2 separate regions of the Homo sapiens genome follow, and region 1 is linked to region 2. A link is a loop called in an ENCODE intact Hi-C map of the cell type or tissue named here. Cell type or tissue: pancreas. All regions are shown on one strand. Each heading gives the region's core, and the rest is flanking DNA. Links, peaks and the distances in the headings are about the cores only. Region 1 overlaps FAM53B (family with sequence similarity 53 member B). Region 2 overlaps LHPP (phospholysine phosphohistidine inorganic pyrophosphate phosphatase).

Region 1 (10,147 bases), core at 1,188-9,187, 200 kb before region 2:
GGTTCGTTGCCAACACAAAGCACATGGCCGGAGCTGGCGGGGCTCAGCGAAGCTTAGCTCTGCTGGACTCTCCTCCTCCTTGCCTCGTCCGGCTGCTACCCTCCCCTCCACGCCACAAAACAGGGTCTGGCCAGGGGACTTGGGTGCTGGGAGGAGTGTTGATTGTTCTCCCTCAACTCCTTTCTGAAATGTCAGTCTGATCATCCAGGGAGAGTTTCTGTTTAAACTTGTCCAACGGATACACTTTCCAAAAATCATTGACTCTCTTTCTCTGATTAATTTGTTTGTTTCCTGCCTAAGTTTGAGGGTTTTTTCTGGATGGCTGAGTCACCTTTATTATGGCTCAAGGTTGGGGACGGCACTGTAATAGCTGACCCCATTAACAGCAGTTTCATTGCCTGCCTGGATGTGAACTTTGGAAACAAACCCAGAGGCTTAGATATGCTGATGTACCCTGAGACTTGCTTAGAAAATTTTTGTTGTAGCGCAGTTTACATTAACATGATTAATGACTGCGCCACTGAAAAGTCCATATTCAAAAGCAATTTACCGTTCCCTAGGGTTCTTCTTACAGTGAAGTATTTTTCTTTGCCAAACAACTTTGTTTTAAGGTAACTTCTTTGATGCTTAATCCAAACCTCCTGTGCACAGCGTTTTGGGGCAAGATTTGGGCTTCGTGTATTGCGGGTTGTGGTTTTGGTGGTGCCTGTCTTAACCTCACCGAACTTAGGTCAGGGAGAACTCGGATTCTTATCTAAGAAAGTTCTCTGAGATCCTGAGCAACAGAGTGCTGTGCTGGCTAGGATGGGAGGAAATCTTCCAGAGGAAACTTGGCTTCTGGGTGTCTTGGAGTGATGCGAGGAGGCTGGAGCTGAAGATTTTATTTTCTTTCCCCTCACAGTGATTGGAGATACTTGAGCTTTTCTGAAAAATAGAGACGTCCTTGGGTTTTTCTTGTCGTTTTTTTTGTTTGTTTGTTTTTTTGTTAAATGTGGGTTGATTGAGAGGGGGAAATGCTGATGGGTGGATCTGAAAGCAGCCTTAGGAACCCGAGAAAATAAAAACACGTTTGAAGGACTCTGGAAGATTTTGCATTTCAAAGGGTCTACCTTGTAGAATTTCACATCACGTCAGGGGTTACAGAGGAGTGTGACAGGCACCCCCGCTTTAATGGTTCTCCGTCTCTCCTGCTGTGGGGGCTGCACGGGGAAGCTGGCTTTTGCATGGGGGATGGGGGACAGCTTGGCCAGACCACGCTGGACTATCATGGAGACCACATTGCCTCTTGGGCATCTGTAAGTCTCGGGAAGGACTTTTTTCACGGTGCCAGTCTCAGGAGGGTGAAAGCAAATCATGTTCGTAAACAGCCCATTTGACCTCAGAACGCAGTGGCAGGCTAACTCCTGACTTCTCCACTCACTCTTTTTGTTCTCTTGTTAAACAAAGAAACAGATTCTTCCCCTGCGCTAGTATAATATGATTCCCAAGGATTTAGCTGAAATGGGTGCAGATTGTTCAAAGAATAATGGCAGCACCCACTGGTTGTTGAAGGCCCACCCTGGGCCCTGGGCTTTGTATACACTCTCTAATTCTCAAAGCAAACCTGCAGTTACAGCTGAGGCTCAGAGAGGCCAAGTAACTGGCCCAAGGCCACATAGCCGGAAGGCAGAAAGCCAGGAAGGAGCTCTATTCCTTCAGAGCCTGGTTGCTTTCCATATGCCCTGCTGTGTGTTCATATGATAGAGGCACTGGGTTCTGTTTTATCTCAAAGCAGAAATTTTGTTTAGTCTTGTTAACACCACAGAGAAACCTAGAACTTTTAACTGCCTTTTCCCCTCCTCTCCCCTCTGCTATGGCTGTGTGTTTTTTTGTTTTTTGTTTTTTTTTTTTTGTTTTTTGGAGTGATTGGAATCTGTATGTACTGTAGGACCAAAGGCAGTGAGTGCCATAGTTTGGGAGGCTGAGATGTTTTGCTTCAATCTCAGAAAAGGCAGATTCACAAGAAAACATTTCCAGTGACCTTCTGGGGGAAACAGGAAGTAAACCTGGCAGCCCACTGGAAACACCACCATTTATTCAGATTCCATTTTCCATTCAGAGAGATTCTTAAAAGTGTTTCCAACTTTTTTTTCTTTTTGCATTTGTAATTCAGATGTCTCAAAGTAAATTATGATGTGGTGGTTGCCACTCCAGGTCTGTACAATATCATATTTTGTTTACGTGCCTAAAGTAATCAAGTAACTGAACACAATTGTATATCCTCCAGTGTGACTGAACTTGGTACGCCCCAGCCAGGGCTGGGCAGCGGCCCTGCATTCTGTCTCAGACAGATGGTTCTTTGCAGGTTGCTTCTCGGGGGGGTGTGAGTGTGCGTGTGTTTTGAAGGAAGAATAAGGAGACCCATCTCTAGCAAGGCCTGCCTGGCCAGGCATGCTGTCCTTTCTGCCCCTGAAGAGTTTGTAGGAGCGTGCTGGGGCCCCTGTGCTCTGAACTTCTAGAAGCTAGAGTAAAGTAATGGTTCTGAATATTGGCTGCACATTAGAGTCACCTGGGAAGGTTGGAAAAAAAAAAAAATCCAGATGCCCAGGCTGCATTCAGGCCCAATTACATCACAATCTTGGAGAGGGGGGCAGCAACCCAGCATTGGTATCTTTAAAGTTCCTGAGTCGATTCTCTTGTGCATCCAAGACTGAGGAGTGAGGGCTGTAATAGACCCCATGCATACCTACGGGTCGGTTCCTTAGTTTCCCTATTCCTTAGCAGGAGATTGGGGGCTTTCGTATTCGGGAGCGGAGCAAACCTATTGGCATTTGCTGCTGCTGCTGCTGCTGCTCTGTCTTGGTGAAGTGGCATCTGAAGGGCACCCATCCCTAGGGGAAGTGTCTGCTGTGGGCATCATCGAGGTCATTTCTGTTTCTGCTGGGCCAAGATTCAGCACAGTCCCTTTGAACCACCTTCTTTCCAGATTGAAGGGGGCAGATTTTACTCAGGCTGTGGTTTCAGGGCAGTTCTCATGCAGGCCCTGCCTCCCCACAGTCCTAGTGGTCTTGTTCTTTCTGGGGATTTGGCATACCGTGTGCCCCTGGGGCTCAGGGGAGGAAAGATGCAGTTAGGTTCCAGGGCATATCCTGGCAACTCCCAGTGAGTGGTGAGTCTTTTTCACCCAGGTTTGCAGTGAATGTCACTCTGTCAGCTCAGAGCCTGTCTTCCTGTGAACATACTCAGGATTACATTTCATAGAATTGTGTTTAGAATGGCCAGGGGGCTTGGAGAGTGAGAGCTTCTTGGGCCTGCTGATGTAACCTTCTGGAAGAGAAGTCCGATCCTTAAGAGGTGAGGTGACTCTCCCAGGGTCCCGTAGCCAGTTGTCAAAGGTGCAGACTCTGTCTCCTGAGTCCCTGCCCTACTGCTGTGTTCTCATGACGTGGAACCTTAATTCCTGCTTGCAAGACAGCCTGCTTTAGCGTAGACCAGCAGGTGAACTTGATCATTGCTCACAGAGTTCATTAGCCAAGTGAAACATGCTACCCATCCCCCGTCCCCACCCCCCAGTCCCAATGGAAGGTGCTGAAACCTTGTAAAGGTGAGCTTGCTGAAAAAGGTTTTGGCCTCTTTGCCAAAAGTGTGTCAGTCTGCCCGGCTGTGTTGTGGTGGTGGTGAGTAGTGAATAAGGGCTCTTCCCCCTGTGGGGAGTTGGGTTTGGGCCGAGTGAAGGGAGAAGAGGAGAATTGCTATTTTTCTCAGGGCTGCAATTTCCACATTCATTTAGCAGACATTGATTGGACATCTGCTGGGTGTCCAGTGTGGAGCCGGGCACTTTGCTTCATTAGTTCATTTAATCCTCAGCACAACCTGTGGCTCAGGGACTAGCCCGATTTCATTGCTGAAGACATGCTGCCTGCAGAAATCACTCACCCCAGGTTGGGATTTGAACTTGGCCCAGCTGACCTCAGCCCTGTATTCTTTCTACCACACCCTGCTGCTTTTCCATCCAGTGCTCACCAGGGGAGGAGAGTTCCTGCTGTAAGACACGTGCATTGCCCAGTGGGCGTTCCCTGGCAACTCCTGCCTGGGTGCCATGCTGCAGCTTCTAGGAGGGGGCGTGGGTGGGCCCTCGAGCTCCTGGATAGCTGGGTTTGTACAGGTCCTGTCTGGGGCCGCTGTGTGTCCTGGCAGCTGGACTGTGCCTTGTGCAGGAGAGGCGGCTTATGCAGGTTCCAGTTGCTGCTGCCTGCCCCCACCCCGTGGAGGCCACCCTCCCTCCCAGGCTGCCCTCTGGCTGAAGCCTGAAGCACCCTGACAGACAAAGCCCAGCTGGGAGAGGCCTCGGCCCTGCCTGGAATTCCCCTTGCTCTGGCATTGGCCTTGGCCATGGGCCTGGGAGCAGAGGGAGGTTCTGTCCGCTGGCTGGGAGCAGCTTCTCTGCATGTTTGGAAGTGGAAAGACTAAGTTCTCTGCAGCTGGGTGTCTCCATGATCTGGGTGAGGAGAAGGAGCCTGGCTCCTGAGCCCGGGGGAAAAGAGGTCTGTGGTTTTGAGTCTCCAGAAGGAGTGCAGGATGCGGGGAAGCCCCTCTGTGGCATGATCCTGGGGACCGGGCCGTAGGAACCGCTCTCCCCTGTAATCCCTTTGGCAGTCAAACGATTCAGTTTCCTGGCTGGAAGGTAGTGGGCACAGACTGCCTACTTGCTGGACCTAATTTGCCCTGTAACCCTCACTGGGCCTCTGATTTCTCACCTTGCTGGTCCTGCCACCCAGCGTTTTTAGGAAGATCAGTTTAGAGCTTGTTTGAGAAGCCCCTTGCAATGGGCGTAGTGCCTTGCAGAGCAGTGCCAGGTAGGAGATGAGTGTGACTGGGCAGGCAGGGGTTCTGCTGCAAAGCCCATGGTCGGCTGCATGCCACCTAGGTGCTTCTTGTGGCTGCAGGAAGAATGGGACTGTTTGGCGTCACAGAGGAACTTTGGGCAGAGTCTAGGTGAAACCCAATTCTGTATCATCGAGGGCAAAAGTAGCATTCAGCTTTGGAATCAGAAGCCTGGGTTCAAATCCTAGGTCTGCCCTTTGCCCGCCATGCCATGTGCCTTTGAGCAGGCGACTGTCTCTCTGGCCCCCATTCCTTCTTCTGGAGTATGGCAGTGCTGACAGCACCCCCAGCCAGCCCATAGGTTCGGGGCCCTGAGTGAGACCACACCTGAGGACACTTAGAGCCCACCAGACATTAGTGAGTATCTCACGCAGCCTGTGGCAAGCGCGTGCTGTTGCGAGGACTGAAGGGAGGCTGGAAGGACATGAGTCAGGCAGGTTGCCCTGAGGAGGTCAGTCAGTGATGACAAGATACAGGACAGAGCAGAGGGGACTTCAACTGGAGTTGGGCTTGGCTGGACGGGTCAGGCTGGGGCGGATAGAGCCTTTTCTCCTCCAGCATCTTCCTCTCTCAGATAGCGTAGGGTTTTTTTCGGGAGGAAAAGTTGAAAGTATGCATTACAGTTTAGTTTGCAGTGTGTCTGTTACCAAGAGTTGAGACTGGTGAAATCTAAGTTTTCTCTCTAGGAAACGAAATCTTTTTTTACCAAAAGTGATTTACTTTTGCTCCTAAGCATAGAACGTTAAATGCATGTATGGGTCATGATGTGGCCTCACCGTCTTGGCTCTGCTGCCACCGACACTTCTGTGAATGAATTCTTTGGAAACCAAGGAATTAATGGCTGCATACCTACCTAGACTGAGAGTGAGGGGCCCACTTACCACCTTCTGGATTCTCTTTAGGTGCTTTGCAGTGGGCATCTTTGTTTTTTGTTCTTCCTCTCACGTTGGGGGAGCTGCCTTGGACACCTGGAGTCAGCGTCTTCCGGGTGCGGGTTATGTGGTTGCAGCTGGAGCGCCTGCCCCCAGCTCGGCCTGCGGTGTGATTCCGGCTGCTTCTAGATCCCTTTGCCACCTGAACCTGACCTCAGTCTGCAGGAGCAAGAGCTCATCTAAGCTTGCTGAAGCTTTGAAAGGAGCCCTTGGCTTGGAGGACAGAGGGAAGGGTCCAGGCTGTGCCGCTTGGCTTCTGTTGGTGCAGGCCTCTGACTCCTGACACGCCTATTCCCTGGGTCTGGTGAGCATCGCGCCTCATGAGTCTGGGGCTGGCTGGCATCCTGTGGGGTGAACAGGATGGACAGTCTTGACTCATGAGATTTCCTGCTGCACTTTGGGTAGCTTTGAGGGACACCCCTTTGTATGGAGTGTGAAGACTCATGCTGTTCACTAGGTTCTGGGAGGGGGCCCTGACTCCAGACTGTGACAGCCCCTCCCCTCTGGTGCTGGCCCTAGAGCGTCCTTTCCAGAGGACCCACCAAGGTGGCTGGGCATGGGTGGCCTTGAAGCAGACCTGCTAGGACAATGAGATCCTGAAGCTTTGTGAGCGAGGGCTGCATAAGGGAGGTCTCTGAGGTGTCTCGGCTGCCTCTGGTCTCATGGATGTGACAGAACTCATCTGCCAGGTGGAGCGTGTCATCCTCACCCACTGTGTCCTCCTTGGGTGTGTCACTGTTCCTGTGATGAGCACAAAACATACCTGCCATGGTGGTGGCCCCCAGGCTCAGTGCAGTTCAATCAATGTGGAGTAACAGCTACTATGTGTGTCAGACAAGTCGTCAGGCCCTGAGGAATTCAGAGATGGATCTACCGAATGTCTGATTTTAGGGAGCTCATAGCTCGTATTATGGACAGTCAGACTGCAGGTTTTTATTGAGGTTCTACTATGTGCTAGACACAGTGTAATAAATGAATGAAAGTGTGTTTACACAAGGTACTGGTGAGTTACACCGTCCTCTGGAAGTCATAGAAAGTCTCTCTAACTGAGCTGAAGAGAGGAGGGCAGGGAAGGCTTCCTGGAGGGGGTGACAGCTGACCTGAGTCTTGAAGAATGAGCAGGAGTTTAGACAGATGAAGAACGGGGAGGAGGAGACATTCGAGACCAGGAGAGCAGGTGTCCCCAGTCACAGCACCATGGGACTGTGTCAGGGAATCTGGGAGACCTGGAGCCTGAGTGAGACGAGTGTAGATTTCAGAGGGGAGCGGAGCTGATCTAGGTCAGGATGGCAGTAAAGGGAAGGGCGAAGGGCTGGGAGAAAGCCCACCTTCGGGGTGACACTGCCCAGGGGCCCAGCCTTTTGACCTTGGAGTGACCTTCCTGGAGAAGCATGAGACTAGCCTCTGAGAATTTTCATCAAGTGCCGCCTTGGCCAGAGTGATGTGGTCTTTGTTTATTTTTAGACAAAACTCTCGCATTTAGCAGGCGCCCTTGGGATTCCCAAGAGCTTCCAGAACTTCTTGTCTGTGCTGCGCTGGAACTAAAGAAGTCAAAGTTCTGGCGTTGTGTGAGTTGAAACAGTCTGATTCAGTGTAAAACTACCTTTTTTTTTTCTTTAAAGGGAAAAACAGGCACCTAACCGTGTTGGTGCGATGGAAGAGGGAGCTTCGGTGCCCCCTGGGCTCTGTCATAGCCTGTTCTCACTAGTGTTCTCAAAGGCAGGGGGAAGCTGCTGACACAGACACTCGAGAATGGCGGGCCTGAGTCACCTGACTCTTGGCGGCCAGTGCGCCTGAGGCCTCCACCGCCCTCAGATGCCAGCCCAGATTCCAGGCCCCGTTGACTGTGTGGCATGTGACCTGGGCCCAGAAGAGGAGAATTAAGAAAAATACTGAACCTGTGCAGAGGTGGAGGCGGAACTGCAGTTAGCAGCCCATCTTAGCTTTGGGGGGTGTGTTTTCCAAGGCTGGTAGGGTTTTGCTCATCTGCATTTACTCCTAAGGGAAGAAGAAAGTGAGTAAGTTAGCCACAGATGGTTTTGATTTTAACAGTAAACCTCTCTGTTCATCTCATTCCCGGGGAGGTTAGCACATGCCTTCACCTGTTAGAAAAGAAAGTAAAAGAGGATCTGGCCTGGCTGCGTCCGCATAGGCCAAAAGTTGAGCAGCAAACTGGAGTGAAAGAGCGTTATGACCAGAAGTAGGAGCAGAGAGGAGATCAGACACCTTGGGCTCAGGAGAGTACGTGATAGTCCACAGGTAAATGAGTTCTAACTTGCTTTGGGGAAAAAAAGATTTTTTTTTTTTTTTGTGATGGAGTCTCACTCTGTCACCCAGGCTGGAGTGCAGCAGTGGCGTGATCTCTGCTCAGTGCAACCTCAGCCTCCCAAGTAGCTGGGACTATGGGCGTGTGCCACTATGCCCAGCTAATTTTTGTATTTTTAGTAGAGACGGGGTTTCACCATGTTGGCCAGACTGGTCTTGAACTCCGGACCTCAGGTGATGCCCCCGCCTGGGCCTCCCAAAGTGCTGGGATTACAGGTGTGAGCCACTGCCCCTGGCCAAAAAACAATTTTTAAAAGCATGTGTGAGGTTCAGGTGAGTCCTTATATGTTACACATGATTTCAGGAAGTCATTGTTCTGAGACATGGCGTGGTGGCGTGCTCCTCTGCCATGGAGGAGCGTGGCCAGGGTGGTGTCCGTCTGCTCACCTGAGGAGCTCCCTGGGTCTGCCAGCTTCCTGCCTGGCCAAGCCCTTCCCCTGCACTTGTAAGACGACGACTGAGCGTGGCTGATCCTGCCCGGTTTCTGGGTGGATAGTGGAACCTGGGGGAACCAGGGTAGAATCCCTTATGGGAGGCAGCCATTGGCCTGGCCAGGCTTTGGGCGCTGTTGGAGACAGGGCTGAATTTTTAGCCCTGAGTGTAGGCACAGGCGAGAGCTGGAGCCCAGGCACTTGTTCCCTGTGTGGCTGGCTGCTCATCTCTGATTTAGCTTTGGCTCAATTTTTGTCCTACCCCCTGATTGCTACTGGAGCCAGCATGGTGGTCACAGCCACTGGTGTCTTAGGGCCCTGGAAGAGAAGACAGCAATCCCAGGTTGCCCTCTCCTCTGCTCAGGGCTGATCCTGGCAGACATGGAGGAGGAGATAGGCAGGAGGAGATAGGGAGAAGACTTGGGAGGGAGCTGGGTCTTCATGCCAAATGCAGGAAGAAACAAGCCATCGTTCAGTTCATGTTTGAGCTGCGTCAGCCCATGTGAAGGCCCCCACACCTCTGGGAAGAACTGCAGGGAGCATCTCTCTGGTCCCCGTCTCCAAGGTCGGGGAAGCATTTTACAGTTTTGGAGGTGATGCGGGGAAGGGCCACAGCCAAAACTTCATGTGGCAGTCTAGCATGCCACACCTCACTGGAATCCCGCACGCTAGAAGGGAGCCGCCTTGTGAGAGGTGTTCCAGTGAAGTGGAACCCCACCAGTAGGTGGTGGGATGGGCTCCAGAACAGTGTCTGGAACAGGAACTAGTAGAGCTCAACGTCTTAGATTCCTTAAAAAAAAAAAAAAGGTTGATTTTGTGTGTCTTAATAATTTCCTTTATAAATGGAGCCTCTTATAGTACAAGGCAGTACAGATGAGCCCAGACAGTTGGGCAGAATGTTGGGTAGGGCTGATGTCAGTTAGAAAAGCCTGAGAGAAGAAAGAGTAGGGCACAGAACCAGTGAAAAGGATCCCTGGGTTCTAGTGCTGCCACTTGATGGCTTTTGACTTCGGTTCAGCCACTTCACTTCTCTGAGCTGTGATTTTCTCATCTGTGGACTGGGAATAATAGTGCCTACTTAACAGAGCAGGAGGAATAAACAGGATAGTGCGAGTCCAAGCACCCAGTTCTTTCCCGTTTTCATTCACCCAACAAGTACTTTTTGAATGCCACTGTGCGTTAGGCTTCGCCGTTAATTCATATAACCACCCTGAGAAGTGAGTGCTGTTATTATTCCCTTTTTATAGATGAAGAATATAGGGTTCTGTGAGGTAAAGTGCCCAAGGTCATTTAGCTCATGGGCAGTAGTTCTGGCGTTTGAACTCCCAACTTTAGGATTGGCAAACTATAGCCTGGTGACTAAATCTGGCCCACTGCCTACATTTGTAAATAAAGTTTTATTGGGACACAGCCACATCCGTTTGTGTAGGTAATGTCTGTGGCTACCTTCACACCACAGCAGCAGAATTTATAGACCACAGGGTCTACAAAGCCTAAAATATTTATTGCCTGGCCCTTTACAGAAAAAAAAATGTGCTGACCTCTTCTCCACATGAATACTCTGCACTCCGGACCTGGGCTGTTCAGTATGTTAGC
Region 2 (10,147 bases), core at 731-8,730:
GGGGCCTCGCAGGGTCACCCCACTGCTGTCACCAGGCTTGGCTGCGAGGCCAGGGTGCGGCAGCTCTGGGAAGGCACAATCACTGTCCCAGGAGAGGAACTGGTGAGATGCCGGCAACTCTGGGTATGAGCTTAACTCTACAACCACAGTTTATAAATCGTTGCTTTTAGTATGCATTTTTTGTTTGTTTGTTTTTTAAAAAACAGGCTGAACAAAATGCTAACTGTGGTTCCTTTTGGAAGGTGGGATTGTGGATTATTTTCTTTGTGATTTTCTGTATTTTCCAAAGAAGGCATGCATTTCTTATATTATCAGAAAAAAAAATATATTAATTTTTAAAAGAAAAAAATTGAAGGTGCCATAAAAAATGTACAAACTAGAAGGATTAATAGAATCCCAAATATATAAAGTGGCTTTTCTGTGCGCTGCTGTGCTGGGCCCAGACAGGCCCCACGGACCCCTCCACACAGCTGAGAAGTGCAAGATACAGCCCAGCCGCCGCCACCATGGGCAGCTGAACTCCTCACGGCTAGTGGCCCTGGCAACCTAGAAGTCCCATCTCCAGAAAGGCCCTGAGCCCAGAGAAGACTCCCTGTTTTGAGGCCCCAAGGCTCAGCCCTTGTGGGGCTCCCAGACCTCCGCCTTCCCAGGGCACCTCTGCCGTTCCCAGTCAGCACATCACCGCAGCCACGGTACAGCCACCTGCGCCTGCACTGTCCTCGCTGGAAAGATGGCTGTGGGATGCGGGCAGACCCCGCACCTGGGCCGACCGGGGGTGTCTAGGGGTCTGGAGGACAGGCAGTGTCTACCCTCAGGTTGGCCACAAACTCCTGTCCCTCTGGGGAGTGCGCCCTGCCAACCCCTGTGGGGGCCATACAGGAAGGAGCAGCCAGGGAGGTGGAGTCTGGGAGGATGAAGGCTTGTACTGCCCGAGCTGGAACGGGGGCATTTTCTCTCCCAGTCAACCCTCGGACAAGGCCCTGTCCAGGTATCCAGCCCCCTGACAGGTACAGCCTGAGGACCCGCTGGGCCCACACCCTGAGATGGGCATGGGTGGCAGTGAGGTGTGGCACAGCAGCCCCCACTCACAGGGCACACGCAGTGCAGGGGCAACGACAGACACTCAACCCAGAGCTGCTGCATCCCCACTGTGGCAAGAGCCATGGGCAGGCAGGGACCGGGGAGAACGACCGTGACGGGGCCTAGATGTGCAGGACCCTCAGCCTCGGTCAGGGAGACGGCTGGACACCACTGATGAAAGGCAGGCAGGCGCGTCCACAAAACCCCATGAACGTGAGGGGAGGCGAGAGGGCAGAGGGGAGAGTAGGGGCAAGGAGGCGATCAAGAAGAGGCAGCAGGGCGGGGTGAGCCCCTGGAAGGAGGCAGAGAGGTGGGCTTCTGGGAAAAATGGGCCTCCAGCCTGGCTGGGCCCCAGGGTGCACAGGGCTGGGATGGGGACCAAGGTCTTCTGGTAACTGCCCCCTCCCCCAGGCTGGTACCAGCCTGCCCCTCTCTCTGGTCCCCACCTGGGGATGCAGGAGAGCTGCAGGCTGAACTGGAGCAGGAGAAGCTCTGATGCAGGAGGCGGCTCCATTCCCCCAGCGCCCTCTCCAGTCCCAGGGAGACCCTGGACCTGAGCACACAGGCTGGAAACAGACTGCCAGGGCCCAAGTCCCACCTGCTGGCTGCATCCCCTCAGGTGGGTCCTAACCTCTCTGTGCCCTCACCTGTAGGTGGAGATGTATTCGTACCTCTCTGGCTGTTGTGCAGGTATCTGTAAACACATAAGTGCTGGATAACTTCAAGGTCAGTAAATAAGTGAAGGCGCTTGGTGGCTGAGTCCCACAGCCTGGGGTCACAGTCCGATCTGTGCAAGCCCCGTGCCCACCAGAGCCACTGAAGGCATCTGTGTTCCATGCTGGCCCGAACGCCAGCCCCAGACCCCAGACTGCCCCAGGTGCTGGTCAGCTCTAACTGCGGTCCCAGGCACAGTGGGAAGGTCATGGGGGCAAATGCAGATGGAGCCTTTGGTGAGGCAGCCACCGAGTCTGCAGGGGCTTCCAACTCCAGGAGCCTCAGCTGGAGAGGTGTCTCAGGAGAGACCCCTCAAAGCCCCCTCCTGCTGTCCGTTTCATGTCTGGACAGGGACAGCATGTGGGCACAGGGCACTCTGCGAATGACCAGATGTCAGCATCTCCCCAGGTAGGAGCTGGGGAGGCAGCACCCTTGCAGTGGGGAAGTAGGGGTGAAGGAAAGGTCACCCCATCTGGGCCGGGGCCTGGCCCGCCCAGCCCACTCCACTCTGGTCTCCAACATTGCAAATTTGTGCAAATACCATTAGAGCCCTCCCCAGTGTCCAGCGTGTTCTAAGAAGCCCTCGTAGCTTGTACTGAGGGATGACGTCATGGGAACTCCCACCCACAGAAGCCCTCCAGGGCCTCAGTGCCCCCTCGAGTGCCCAAGGCATTTGCCTAGACACACACTGTCCCCACGGGTGGTCCCAGGCTCACGCGGGGGTCCTGCAGACAGGCATGAGACTTTCGAGCCTCAGCCTGCCATTCGAGATATGCTAGGGACACCAAACGCCCAGGTGGAATTCCTCAGGGTGGCCATGAGCCGCAACTCCGTTAGGTCTGGGGCTAGCAGAGGCTGGCTCTTCTGCCACCTCAGGAACTGCATCCCATGTGGCCATTTTGAGCCACAGGCAATGTTCTTGCAAGGCAGAGAGCTCCTTCCTGGGCTCTTTCCACAATGAACGCCCGCCACAAAGCAGCCCTCGATAAAGTCAGCCTCCCTCTGATCAAGTTTGGCTCCAGCCCAAATTGTCTATCCTGGTACTGCAGGCTGGTCGTGTCGGCTGTGTCCCCCAAGCACAGTGTGCAGGGGCAGCGGCCCACCTCCAAGCTGCCTCTTGGTGACTCACCATTCTGGGTGGCTCAGAATACATCGCACTCCAGGACTCAGGCACACTGCGTGGGTATGGCAGGCTCTCCTCCGGCCATCCCAGGGCCCAGGGCCACTTTGTGATTTGGGGGGCCCCTTCCTCCATTAAAAAAGCTGTTAAATAATTTAATGGATTTTTGAATTATTATTTCTAAAGTGAGAAAAAACATTAAAACATTTTCTTTGGCCCTAAATGTTCCAGAGATATTTTCCTTCTAATTTTAAAATAAATTAAACATTTTCTTGAGCCCCTAAAGGCATCGTGTGTCCAGAACCTGCTAAAGAAGTGAGCCCAGGTTCCTCTGGATCCAACTCCCGGGAGATCTGGAGCCTAGATCTAGGGCCAGAACTTAGGAGGACTCTGCCCCCTGGTTTTGGTGGCCACCTCAGTGCAGCCTTTGGGGTCCCGGGGCCTCTGTAGGGCCGGCTGGAGAAGATGCTCTTTCTCTCTGCTGCTGCTGGAACCCTGCCTGTGAGTCAAACCATGGAGCACCGTGAACCCCAAGCCACGTTCCAGGCAGCCAAAGTGCAGGGGTGTGCGAGGCCACCCCGAGCAGCCCCGGATCCCCAGCAAAAATGTCACTCAAACTGCAAAGGCAAAACTCAGCTTAAGGGAGCAGGCCAGTGGGGCCAGGAGCACGAGGCTGTGCTGTGCCTCAGGGTGAAGGGCGCTCGGGGAAAGGGAAACTGAGAGCCGTCAGTGGGGTTGGTGGGCGAGCGGCTCCAGGCAGTGGTGAAAAGGCCCCATCCTGCGCAGCCCCCCTGGCCCTAGCCTGGCCACGAAGCAAAGCGGGAGAAACCAGGCTGGGTCCCCGGCCGCAAGTCCCTGCCGCCCCCTGGTGGGAACCCACAGCCGTGTGGACCTGGAGGGCCAGGGCAGGGCTATGTGCCTGGGCTGCAGGACCCTGCTTAGGTGGGAGCCCTCCTTGTCTCGGGAGGCCACAGCACAAGGCACACCTGCCCACCCACCCACAGCATCTCCACCGAAGCGCACAGACACAGAAACAGCACGGCGCTGCATGAACGGCTGGGCCAGGGCACCTGCAGGTAAACCCTCCCCTCCCCACGGTTATCTGGGGACCCAAGTTTCCCTAAATAATCATACTGATGAGAACACCAAGAAAATGAGCAGAAGCGGGTAACTGCTGAACCCTTGCTGTGTGCCAGGAAGTGCGGTGAGTGCTTTTGGCAGGATATCTCATTCTGGTCTCCCCAGCCGTAGGTGGTAGGTACTCTTATTATGTCTATTTTATTTTTTTGAGACAGGGTCTCGCTCTGTCGCCCAGGCTGGAGTGCAGTGGTGCAATCTCAGCTCAATGCAGCCTCAACCTTCTGGGCTCAAACAATCCTCCCACCTCAGCCTCCTGAGTAGCTGGGACTACAGGTGTGTGCCACCATGCCTGACTAATTTTTTTTTTTTTTTTTGAGACAGGGTTTTGCTCTGTCGCCCAGGCTAGAGTGCAGTGGCACGATCTCAGCTCACTGCAACCTCTACTTCCCAGGTTCAAGTGATTCTCCTGCCTCAGCCACCCGAGTAGCTGAGATTACAGGCGTGAGCCACCACGCCTGGCTAATTTTTGTATTTTTAGTAGAGGCGGTCTCGAGCTTCTGGCCTCAAGTGATCCGCTCTCCTTGGCCTCCCAAAGTGCTGGGATTACAAGCATGAGCCACCATGCCCGGCCAAATTTTTGTACTTGTAGTAGAGATGGGGTTTCGCCATGTTGCCCAGGCTGGCTTCAAACTCCTGGGCTCAAGCAATCTGCCAGCCTTGGCCTCCCAAAGTGCTGGGATTACAGGCAGGGCCACCTCACCCGGCCAACTCTGTCCATTTTAAAGATAAGGAAACTGAGGCCCGAAGTGCCCTGAGCAGGACGTGGCCTTGGGTGCTCGAGTGGCTCCGGAGCTGTGCTCATCTTAAAGATATGCCATTGCCTCCCCTTAAGCATTCCAGGTCCACACCCTGGAGAGCTCAGGACGAGGGGAGTCATTTTGGTTTCCTGATGGCAGACGAGCCACAGGAAAAACTTGGGGGTCCTCTGGTATGCCTCAGGACACCCCAGATTTCCTCAAATCACCCGATTCTCTCAATAAGAGGCCCCGAATAACCACTCTCTGCTAGAAGAAGCCCATCTGCCAACGTTGCTGCAAGCTTATTCTCTGATCCCTTGAGGCTCAACTAAAAATAATTCAACTCCTCCAATATTTAGAGAAATGAAGGGCCTTGAAATGTCAGGGAGGCAGCATAAATCCCAGGAAGTGCTTCCCTCCTCTGCCACGCCACGGCTGCAGGAGCTGAGTGGCTGTGAGAGCCTGCACTGGTCAGCAAACGTGGGCTCTGAGGACCATGACTGTCCAAGCAGTTATGACCTCTGGGCAAGTCAGAAACCACCTTGGGTCTCACTTTTCTGTAAAATGGGATGGGAGAGAAGGAGCTAGTTAATTCCCAGGATTCTCCCAGGCATGCGAGTCTCAGAACAACAAATGGACTATCTGGCAACACAATTTCATCCTCCGTCTCTTCCAGGGTCTCAGCAGCACACTCTTCATAGCAGCTGCACGGCCCAGGGCAGTGGTGTGTGGCCCCCAGGTATGGGGCCACAGCGGGCAGGGGGTCCACCCCACCACTTGGGGGGAGGGAGGCCTGTCCACTATCTCCCCTCTGGCAGGCACAAGGTGGAACAGCTCAGAACAAACAGCCTGCTGCTCCTGTGAAGCCACTGGAGTGGGCACTACAGATGCTCCACAGCATCAAAGCCTCCCTTCCTCACAAAAAACATCCCAAAGGGCTGAGAGAAGGCACCCAGGAGACCTCACTGCCAGGAAGTGGAAAGGCAGCAGCAAGGCTGGGAGCTGCTCAGGCCCAGGGAGGCTTACAGACCCCAGGGAGAGTGACCGTGGGTGGGGAGGGTGCTCAGCAAGCTCCTGAAGCCCCACATGGTGAGCCCCGCATGGTGACCCCACATGGTGACCCCGCATGGTGACCCTGCATGGTGAGACTCGCGTGGTGACCCTGCATGGTGAGACTCGTGTGGTGACCCTGCATGGTGAGACTCGCATGGTGACCCCGCATGGCGGGCCCCGCAGGTGGGAGGACCCAGCAGGTGGGTGGGCCTGGGGTGGGAGGCTCAGGGAAGGGGGCCTGGAATGGCAGTGCCTTGGGGCAGTGCTCAGTCAGAGTGGGGTCAAGGACACCACCGAACCCCCAAGAAGGTCTCCTGTCCACCATGGCCCCTTGGCCGTGTCCTTCCCTTTCAGCACACTCGTGGGCCCTGTGGCAGCACATGAAAGGGGCACAGACCCACACACATTCATAACGGGGCGACTCAAGCCAGCAGCTTGTGTCCATGCAGCCTAAATTACTCGCACCCGTGAGAGCTCCGAAGTCTCGGGTAATATCAGCCCGGCCCATGGGCACTGCAGTGGGGCCCACAGGAGCAGGAAATGGGGAAGCCAGCTCCTGGGCCACCTGGCTTTCTGGCCTCAGTTTCCTTGTCTGAGAAGCGGGGGCAGCTGAAAATGGGTGCCCTGTGGGGACTGCCTGGCTGCCATCTCTCACGAGCACGGTCCGCAGACACCATCTTGTGGGACTGGGGAAGGGCTTTGGGAAGTTTGGGGCTCATGGTGTCTGCTGCAGGCCTAGTGCTGAGCAGTGGACAGGAGTCTCCACCAGTCCCACCAGCCTTCGATGGGGCCAGCCTCCCCGCATCGCCAATGGCACAGCTTGCTCCGGGCTGGGCCCGCCTGCTGCCCGCTATCTCTGATCCCTGATTCATGAGGCCACCCACAGCTGCCAGTCCAGGTCCTCATGTCTGGCAACAAGGAGGATCTCACGGGCAGAACCCTGACACCCCCAACAGCTCACGGGCCCCCATGCACCCCACAATCACCATGCTCCCAGGATCTCTCGAGGTAGCTGGACGGTGGCTGGGGAAGCAGGGAGACTGGGCGAGTGAGGTGGGGCCGCCAGCAGCGGTGCTGGGGTCAGCCAGGCTCCGGGTGCACCAGGTTGCTGTGAATGTCTCTGATTCTCAAATTCTTTACTTAAAATCTGGAGATGATGAAATTTACCTTAAGGCTTACTGTAAATAAGGAGAAAAGTGCTTGTATGTTCCCTAGCACATTCTAAGTGCTAGATTATTCTGAAAAGATGGCTGTTACTTTTATTATTTATATATTACATATGCTGTGTTTATGATTTTTGTTGCTGGAGAGGTCGGGGAGCCTGGGCAGCCTGGCATCCCACAGCAGAGCCAGGGCTCCATTCCTTCATCTCTCAGCAGCAGAGGGACCTCAGAGAGCTTCCAACACGACCCACCAGGATGCACTGTTCTAGCCAATCCTCCCCGATCTGTCTGGTTCCCTAGGCTTGGAGCTGCCGCAGGGAATTTAAGTATCTCAGGATTCCAGAGGTCTTCTGCCAATGGCGGGGGGTCTGTCCTGCTTCCTGCCTTCAGGGGTCCCTTCCAAAATGGCACCAGGTACCCCTCCCCTCACTCTAACCTTGCAGCCCTGCCCTGCCTGTCTCTTGACATCCCCCAGCCCTCTGGCTCACAGAGCCCTCAGGGAGGTTCTTCTCTGGCTCTGGGATACACAGCAGGGTCTCTGGGCCCCAGCAGCTTGGCCTCCCTGGAGCCCAAAGCCTTGGCCTGTCCATGTCCTGCCCTGACCCACCGGGCTGGGGGCTTTCTCAGGGTGGAGGGAGAGGGGCCGGAACAATGGCCCAGCCGGGGAGCTTCCATCCAGCCTGGCTGGGGTGGCCTCGGAGCAGGAGCAGGAGTCTATTTGGGACTGCATGCGGGAACACTACCGCTTCCTCTTTCCTGGTTCCAGACAGGTTAACCCCTTCTTCTCCCTCCTGCTGACTACTGCCAGGACAAAACAAGGACTGACTTCCAGCCCCAGACAGCATCCCTGAAAGCCACAAGGCCTCTGGGCAAAATACTCGGGAGCAAGCCAAAAGGCAGGCCCAAGCCCATGGACCGCAGGGCCAGTCTGCACGCACACGCGGCAGGGGTGGAAAAGCCCGGGGACCCAGTGCCGGCCCCAGCCCCCACCTTACAGGCCTGCTCCACCCCGGCTTCCGCGTCTGTAACAGGGCAGAAGATCACTGGTTCTCAAGCCTTTCCAGTGGTTTTAAAGCAGCAGAACCTCCCACCCCAGCCCAGGGGAATCCTGCCTGGGACCCCGGAAGAGATGAGAGCTTCTCTGGCTGAATTAGGGGAGGTCCAGGGGCCCCACCTTGATCTCCCCAGTTCCCCTGAGGGAGCAGAGCAGAACTGGTGCTCAGGGGCCCACGGCCTGAGGAGCCTGAAGCAGCTGCTCTTGCAGCCCTGTGGCACTGAGCTGATTCAACAGGCCTGAGTGTCTCCTCCTGATACCTGGCCTCTGGCCCACAGGTCTTCACAGCATGCACCCCTAAAGGCCAGCAAGGTTTAAACACCCACCAGACTAGGCCAGGCATGGCGGCTCACGCCAAGCTAATTCCAGCACTTTGGGATCCCGATGTGGGAGAATCACTTGAGGCCAGGAGTTTAAGACCAGCTTGGGCAACATAGCAACAGCTTTGTCTCTACAAAAAAAAAAAAAATGTTTTTTTAATTAGCCAGGCATTGTGGCATGTGCCTATAGTCCCGGCTACTTGGGAGGCTGAGATGCGAGAATCTCATCAGAAGTCGAGGCTGCAGTGAGCTATGATTGCACCACTGCACTCCAGCCTGGGTGACAGAGCAAGACCATGTCTTAAAAATAAAATAAAAGCAAACCACAGGACTAACTTAAAGCTGTGTGGAAACAAATGGAACTGACAGTAACCACCACATGTGGCAGAGTGGTTCAGAGCATAGATGACGGAGTTCGACTCCCAGGGTTCAAAGGCTGTGTGACCTTAGGCAAGTTACTTAACCTCTCTGCAAAGTGAGGACGATGTCAGTTCTCTCTCATACAGGCGTCTGGTGGGTAAACAAGCTCATGGAACAATTTCTGGTGGAGTGGGTCCTGCATCTGTCACTGTTGCGATCAGTGTTTTCCCAACAACCTTAGGAAGAAGACATGTTGCTATCGCCACACACAGTGGCAACGCTGAGGCACAGAGAAGTTAAGTAACCACCTATGGCCACACAATCGAGAGAGGTTTCACCCCTAGGCCACAGCCCGGGTGCCTGCGTGCTGTAACAATAGGCGCCGAGGACCCAGGAAGGAATGTTTCCCATGGCGAAATCTTTCAGATGGAGTCCAGGACACCTGAGAAAATACCAGATTCCATTGCTCTTTCTTTCCCTTTCCTTTCCAGGCCTAGAACTACTTGTAAGGCCTCACTGCTACTTTATACGGTCAGGTCAACAAGATCCTCTCCACCTCGTGTCAGCCAAAGCCACACCACCGACAGCGCCAGCCTGGGGAGCACCCCCCTCGCCGCAGCAGGGCCCCAGCCCGAAGCCCCGAGAGCGCATAGGAACCTGCCAGGCACCGGGCGGGAAGGACGGGCGCTCACAGCGGTCTCGCCTGTCTCCCGGGGGCCTCACTGGGCCTCAGAGCTTCCTGCAAGGCCCCTCACGTGATCCGCTTTTACAGACAGGGAAGGAAGCATGCAGGGGTGAAGTGGCCCAGGCAGGTCAATGGTTAGGTCGTGGGTCTGAGATCTCATCCCCTGCCCTTGACCCCAAAGCCCAGGCCTTTCCCCGGCCCTAGGCCAGGGCTGGTCAGGCTGAGAGCCTCCGGACCTCCCGTCTAAGCCGTCCTCGGCCTCCGACGTGCCGGTGCTGCCCTCTTCCTGCCGTTGGCTCTCTGCAGAGTCACAGATACAGGAGACTAACAAAACAAACTAAAAGACAAGCTACCTGCCCTGCTGCGGTAGAGAAAGACAATCCAGCATCTGCCTCCAGCTGCTGAGCTCCCCAGCACCGGAGGAAAGACGGCCATGCCAAATTCCCGGCATGGGCCGCCAAGCCTATGACATGCAGGGCGTCTTCTCTGCAATTGTGGGTGGCCCATGCAGAGAGACTCTCCTGCGTCACACTCACTTATCACGCCTAGGGCCTCTGAGGGGTTTCCAACACAGCAAAGGGCTCTGCTTTGCCTGGCCCACTGCCCCCAAGCTCCCCACCCCAGGCCCCCTGCATCCCCCGCCCCAATCCCCAAACTCTGCCGTTAGAGCCTGCATGGGCAGGGCATCGACCAGGGCAGATGTGGTCCCTGCCAACCCAAT

Evidence for each region. Hi-C counts contacts between places; a loop is a spot of excess contacts. Peaks named below come from ENCODE experiments on the same cell type or tissue, not always from the same donor. Only the 100,000 strongest peaks of a DNase experiment are listed, where the experiment ranks them.
Region 1: it touches region 2 in a loop (2.2-fold over the local background); 107 of 110 quality-filtered maps call a loop at or near these places.

What each region holds. Positions count from the first base shown.
Region 1 is chr10:124,730,788-124,740,934 of GRCh38, reverse strand. The region is part of intron 1 of FAM53B (family with sequence similarity 53 member B); the gene reads left to right. Among named protein-coding and RNA genes, the nearest start is that of FAM53B, 8.5 kb to the left of the region's middle. RefSeq lists enhancers at 7,383-7,462, 7,528-8,070. In pancreas, for the core only: no CTCF peak of the experiment used is centred there; a DNase peak (open chromatin) is centred at 4,244; H3K27ac peaks cover 2,222 bases.
Region 2 is chr10:124,533,957-124,544,103 of GRCh38, reverse strand. The region is part of intron 6 of LHPP (phospholysine phosphohistidine inorganic pyrophosphate phosphatase); the gene reads right to left. Among named protein-coding and RNA genes, the nearest start is that of LHPP, 77 kb to the right of the region's middle. RefSeq lists enhancers at 3,767-4,267, 9,945-10,147. In pancreas, for the core only: a CTCF peak has its summit at 3,777 (motif pointing left); DNase peaks (open chromatin) are centred at 817, 3,823 and 6,163.